Linked DNA regions of Homo sapiens: region 1 is linked to region 2. A link is an interaction called in ENCODE POLR2A ChIA-PET data of the cell type or tissue named here. Cell type or tissue: PC-3. All regions are shown on one strand. Each heading gives the region's core, and the rest is flanking DNA. Links, peaks and the distances in the headings are about the cores only. Region 1 overlaps CEP250 (centrosomal protein 250). Region 2 overlaps TRPC4AP (transient receptor potential cation channel subfamily C member 4 associated protein).

Evidence for each region. ChIA-PET counts read pairs that join two places held together with the same protein. Peaks named below come from ENCODE experiments on the same cell type or tissue, not always from the same donor. Only the 100,000 strongest peaks of a DNase experiment are listed, where the experiment ranks them.
Region 1: POLR2A ChIA-PET joins it to region 2 with 6 read pairs; 2 of 35 experiments call an interaction of 5 or more read pairs at or near these places.

Annotation. Positions count from the first base shown.
Region 1 is chr20:35,505,725-35,508,535 of GRCh38, forward strand. It overlaps CEP250 (centrosomal protein 250), which reads left to right. Exons shown (of 35, transcript NM_007186.6): 31 at 2,014-2,127; 32 at 2,311-2,466. Among named protein-coding and RNA genes, the nearest start is that of CEP250-AS1, 16 kb to the left of the region's middle. In PC-3, for the core only: no CTCF peak of the experiment used is centred there; a DNase peak (open chromatin) is centred at 1,327; H3K27ac peaks cover 985 bases.
Region 2 is chr20:35,025,424-35,028,234 of GRCh38, forward strand. The region is part of intron 8 of TRPC4AP (transient receptor potential cation channel subfamily C member 4 associated protein); the gene reads right to left. Among named protein-coding and RNA genes, the nearest start is that of MIR499B, 36 kb to the left of the region's middle. In PC-3, for the core only: no CTCF peak of the experiment used is centred there; no DNase peak of the experiment used is centred there.

The sequences.
Region 1 (2,811 bases), core at 289-2,788, 480 kb after region 2:
TTCACGGGAAGAGGAAAAGAGGGCGAGAACAAGTGTAGTATCTGTGTAGATGGTTCAGGTTGCATGGGACAGAGGGAGGATTTGGGAAGAGACCGGAAGACAGCAGGGGCCACACCTGTCAGGGCTTACAAGTCATGCTGAGGACCTGGGTGGTGGGAAGCAGATGAAGTTTTTGCAGCAGGGGAGTGATGTGATCAGACATACAGCTCACAAAGATTGCTCAGGCTGCCGTGTGGAGCAACAGCATGTCTGGAGAGACCCACTGGGAGGCTGTACTGGGAAGTCCAGGGGAGAGCTTGTGCCCTAAGATGGAAAGTGTGAATGGAGACATGTGGGTGGGTCTGAGAGGTAGGACTTGATTGGCTAAGAGGTGGGAGGAATAAAGAGAGGGCAGAAAGAAGTCAAAGATGACACTCAGGTTCCTGTTCATGAAGATGAAGAGAAGCAGGTGTGAGAAAGAGGAGTGGAATGAATGATGAGGTCAGTTTGGAAATGGAGGGAGGAGCCTGTTGGCAGGTCAGTAAAATGATCTGAAGCTGAAGGATGGAGTTGAAGCCAGAGACACTTTGGAGTCATCAGCAGTTAGAACAAATGGGTTTCTTGTAGGCAGAATGTTGAGTGAGAGAGGAAGTGGGCTTAGGAGAGGACTTCAGGGTGTATTATTTAACCTCAAGGTCAAGCACCGTGTCTTAGTCACCTTTGTACCCCCGGTACTGAGCACAAGACCTGCAGAGAGCAGGCAAACAGGAAAGCCAAGTTGGCTCAAGAGAGAGAGGCATCATCTCTTTTTCCAAAAGACGCCCAGTCCAATTTTCCAGGGAAATAGACTCTACATCCTGGTCCCTTGACTGGGCCCCAGAGAACCCCAGACACACAGTCCCCCAGAGAGTTCATTCTGGGAACTCACAAAGCTCTGCTCTTGGTGAAGGGCAATATGAGGAGAAGGAGGTCCATCTGTGAACTCCAAAGTTCACAGGGTTTGAAATACAGTAGTGCGGCTTATCAGCTGTGTAACCCCGGGTGAATGCCTTCACTCTGATCTTCAATTTCTCATCAGTAATATAGGCATTGGTGGTATGACATGGCATGATATGTATGAATTGCTTAGGAAGAAAGCACTAAGTGGACCTCCTTTCCTATGTTCAGGCCCATTCTTACAGGCACAGCAAAAGTAAGTTATGTAATTGGGCAGGAGGGCACTTCCCACCCATACTCTTGGGTTACTGAGCAGTATTCACTCAATAACATAACTCTGGTCAGAGTCACTTCACCCACTGCCACCTCCAAACACACAGGGTGAGACTCTTGTCTCAAAAAAACAAACTCATAAATGGCAGGACTGGAATGAGGTCTGAGTCATCTGCCTCTAGAGCGCAGGCTTTCTGTCACCAAGCTCTTCCTCTCTCCCAGGCAACCCACATCCACCTGCGTACACTTGTTTTCTCTTGTTCATCTCTTCTTGACTGTTATCATTTATGAACCACAGGGCACCTAGAAAGTATCTAGCATGAGGCTTCCCCATTTATCCAAAGGGACTTAACCTAAGGACTTGATCCATGTTTCATGGTGCATGTAGTCGTTTTATAAATGAGGAAATTGGGGTTTGGGGAGAGCTTGTGCTTTGACCAGAGTCATATAGCCACTGAGTGGCTATATGGGCCACTGGGTACGCCACAGGGCACCCAGCCCTGTGTGACTCGAGAGTCCATGCTGTTCCCACAGCACATCAGTGCTCTGAGTCATTGCTCAGCCTTCTAGGAGATGTGAAGTGAGCTGGGGGCTCTGATCCTAGCTTCCTTGCTAGCTCACCGCATATCCTTGAGAAGAGCCCCTCTGCTCCTTTGTTTTACCTATCTGTAAAATGAAGGTTCTGTACTAGAATGACTCAGAGCCTCTAGGAAAAATAAGACAAAAGCCTGAGGAGAACATTGAACCGCTGTTTGTGTGGAGGATGGGTTGGTCTGGATATGAGGTTGGCAAGGTGTGATTTTGCTCCATACCTCCGTACCCTAGGATGAACTGGAGCTCACCAGACGGGCTCTGGAGAAGGAGCGGCTACACAGCCCAGGTGCAACCAGCACAGCAGAACTGGGGTCCAGAGGGGAGCAGGGTGTGCAGCTGGGAGAGGTGAGCTGGGGGCTCTGGGGGAACAGGTGACCCAGCAGGGAGCTCCTGTCCAGGGGTTTGTCCCCTTCCCTTGGGAACTGGGTTCCTGAAGCTTAAACCTGCCAGATTGGTCTGTGTGTCCTCTGTCTGTTCCCTACCTGTCTTAGGGGCTGCCCAGGTGAGATTCACAGGTCTTTCCCACAGGTCTCAGGAGTGGAGGCTGAGCCTAGTCCTGATGGAATGGAGAAGCAGTCATGGAGACAAAGGCTTGAACACCTGCAGCAAGCAGTGGCCCGGCTGGAGATTGACAGGAGCAGGCTGCAGCGCCACAATGTCCAGCTGCGGAGTACCTTGGAGCAGGTGACCCCTCTTCTTGTCCAGTGGGCATGCATCTCCACTTCTCGTGTGGTCCCTAGAGCATAGGCTCAGTAAATTACAGCCTGTGGGCCAAATCCAGCCTGCTGCCTGTTTCTGAAAATTAAGTTTGTTTTTTTTTTTCCCGAGACAGAGTCTTGCTCTGTCTCCTAGAGCTGGAGTGGAATGGTACGATCTCCGCTCACTGCAACCTCCACCTCCCGGGTTCAAGCAATCCTCCTGCCCCAGCCTCCTGAATAGCTGGGATTACAGGCATGCACCACCATGCCTGGCTAATTGTTGTATTTTTAGTAGAGATGGTGTTTCACTATGTTGGCCAGGCTGGTCTTG
Region 2 (2,811 bases), core at 285-2,784:
TGGCCTCCCAAAGTATTGGGATTACAGGTGCCAGCCACTGTGCCTGGCCTCACTGTGGTTTTGATTTGCATTTCCCTGACGGCTAATGATGGTGAACATTTTTCACGTGCTTAATAATTATTTATATATCTTCTTTGGAGAAACATCTATTCAGATCCTTTGTCTATATTTTGAAATGGGTTTTTTTATTATTGTTATGAGAGTTCTTTATACATTCTAGATACAAATCCCTTATTAGATATATTATTTGCAAAGATGTCCCACCCTGCCTTACCCACAAAAAACGTTCTTCCATTCTGTGGGTTCTCTTTTCACTTTCCTCATTGTGTTTTCTGAAGAACAAAAAGTTTTAATTTTGATGAAGTCCAATTTATTATTTATCTGGTTGCTTGTGCTTCAGATGTCATTGTGTATGACAGCTAAATTGTTAAATCCAAGGTCATGAAGCTTTATCCTTATGTTTTCTTCTAAGGGTTTCACAGGTTTAGCTCTTACATTTAGGTCTTTGACCCTTTTAATTTTGTATATGACATAAGGCAGGGGATCTAACTTCATTCTTTCGCATGTGGACATCAAATGGTCCCAATACCATTTGTTGAAAAGACTACTACTGTTTCCACCAATGAATGGTCTTGGTACCCACTGAAAATCAATTGATCATAATAAGCATGAGGGTTTATTTCTGAACTCTCAACAATATTCCATTGATCAATATGTCTATCCTCAGGCCAGCAGCATAGTGTCTCGATTGCAGCTTTGTAGTAAGTTTTCAAGTCAGGATGTGAGTTGTCTTAGGTTGTTTTTTTTTTTTGAGACAGAGTCTTGCTGTCACCCAGGCTGGAGTGCAGTGGCACAATCACAGGTTACTGCAGCCTCAAACTCCTGGGCTCAAGCTACCCTCCCACCTCAGCCTCTTGAGTAGCTGGGACTATAGGTGGGTGTCACGAGGCTTGCCTAATTTTTAAATTTTTTATAGAGACAGGGGTCTCACTATGTTACCCAGGCTGGCCTCAAACTCCTGAGGCCAAGTGATCTTCCTGCCTCAGCCTCCCAAAGTGCTGGGATTACAGGCATGAGTCACTGTACCCGGCCTAGTTCAAGACTGTTTTTGTTAATCCAAGTCTCCTGCATTTCCACATGAACTTTAGGATCAGCTACTCCATTTGTGCAAAGTAGTCAGCTGAGAGTTATGACAGAAATTGTGTTGAATCTGTAAGGCTGATCTATAGATCAGAATGGGACTATCATTATCTTAACAATATTAATTTTCTGATTCAAAGACATGGGATGTCTTTACATTTATTTAGGGTTTAATTTCTTTCAATGATGTTTTAGAATTCTCAGAGTATAAGTTTTACACTTAAGTTCCTAAGTATTTTATTTTTTTGATCCTATTATAAATAAAATTGTTTTCTTAATTTTTGGTTTGTTGATTGCTACTCTATAGAAATACTACTCATTTTTTAATATTAGCCTTGTATTCTGAACCTTTGTTGAACCTATTTATTAGTTTACTGGTTTTTATAGTAGATTCCTTAGATTTTTCTACATATAAGATCATCCCATCTGTGAACAGTTTCACTACTTTTCTAATTTGCATGCCTTTAATTTCTTTTTCTTGCCTAACTGCCCTAGCCAGAACCTCCAATACGATGCTGAAGAGAAGTGGCAATGGCACTGCCACTTCCAGAAACGATCAGGAACTCGTCTTGTTCCTGATCTTAGTGGTAGAAGCTTTCAATTTTTTGCCATTAGGTATGTCAGCCATGGGTTTTTGTAGATGCCCTTTAACAGGCTGAGGAAGTTCTCTCCTGAGTTTTTGTTTTTACCATGAAAGGGTGTTGGATTTTGTCAAATGCTTTTTTGCTCCTATGGAAACGATCATGTGGTTTTTGTCCTTTATTCTATTAACACAGTGTATTACATAAACTGATTTTCAAATGTTGAACCAAACTTGCATAAATCCATTTGGTCATGGTATACAATCCTTGTATGTTGCTATACTTGGTGTGCTAGTATTTTGTTGAAGATTTTTGCACCTATAATCATAAGAGATACTGGTCTTGTGATGTCTTTATCTGGTTTTGGTATCATGATAATATGACCTCAAAGAGTAAGTTGGGAACTGTTCCTTCCTCTTTTATTTTCTATTAGAGTCTGGAAAGTATTGGTGTGAATTCTTCTTGAAACATTTGGTAGAATTAACCAGTGAAGCCATGTGGGCCAGGACTTTTCTTTGTGGGCAGTTTTTCATTATTTATTCAATCTCGTTGTTATACTTCAGGTTTTCTATTTCTTCCTGAGTTAGCTGCAATAGTTTGTGTCTTTTAACTTGCTCATTTCATCTAGGTTATTTAGTTTATTGGCTTATATTGTTTATAGTATTCCCTTAGAGTCCTCTTACTTTCTTAAGGTTGGTTGTAACGTACCTTCTTTCATTTCTAATTTAGTAATTTGAGCCTTTCTTTTTTGGTCAGTGTGGCTAAAAGTTTGTCAACTTTGTTGATCTTTTTAAAGATTACCTTTAAAAAAATCACCTTTGGTTTTACAGATTTTCTCTACTGTTTTTCTATTCTCTATCTCACCAGTTTTCACTCTAATCCTATTACTTCCTTTTCCTTTTGAGATGTTTGTTCTTTTTCCAATGACTTAAGGTAGACGTTTAGGCAATTTAGATTTATTTAAAAATGTAGGCATTTATAGCTCTAAAGTTCCCTCTAAGCACGCTTTAGCTGCATCCCATAAGTTTGATATATAGTATCATTTTCATTTGTCTCAAAATATTTCCTTTTTTTTTTTTGATGGAATCTC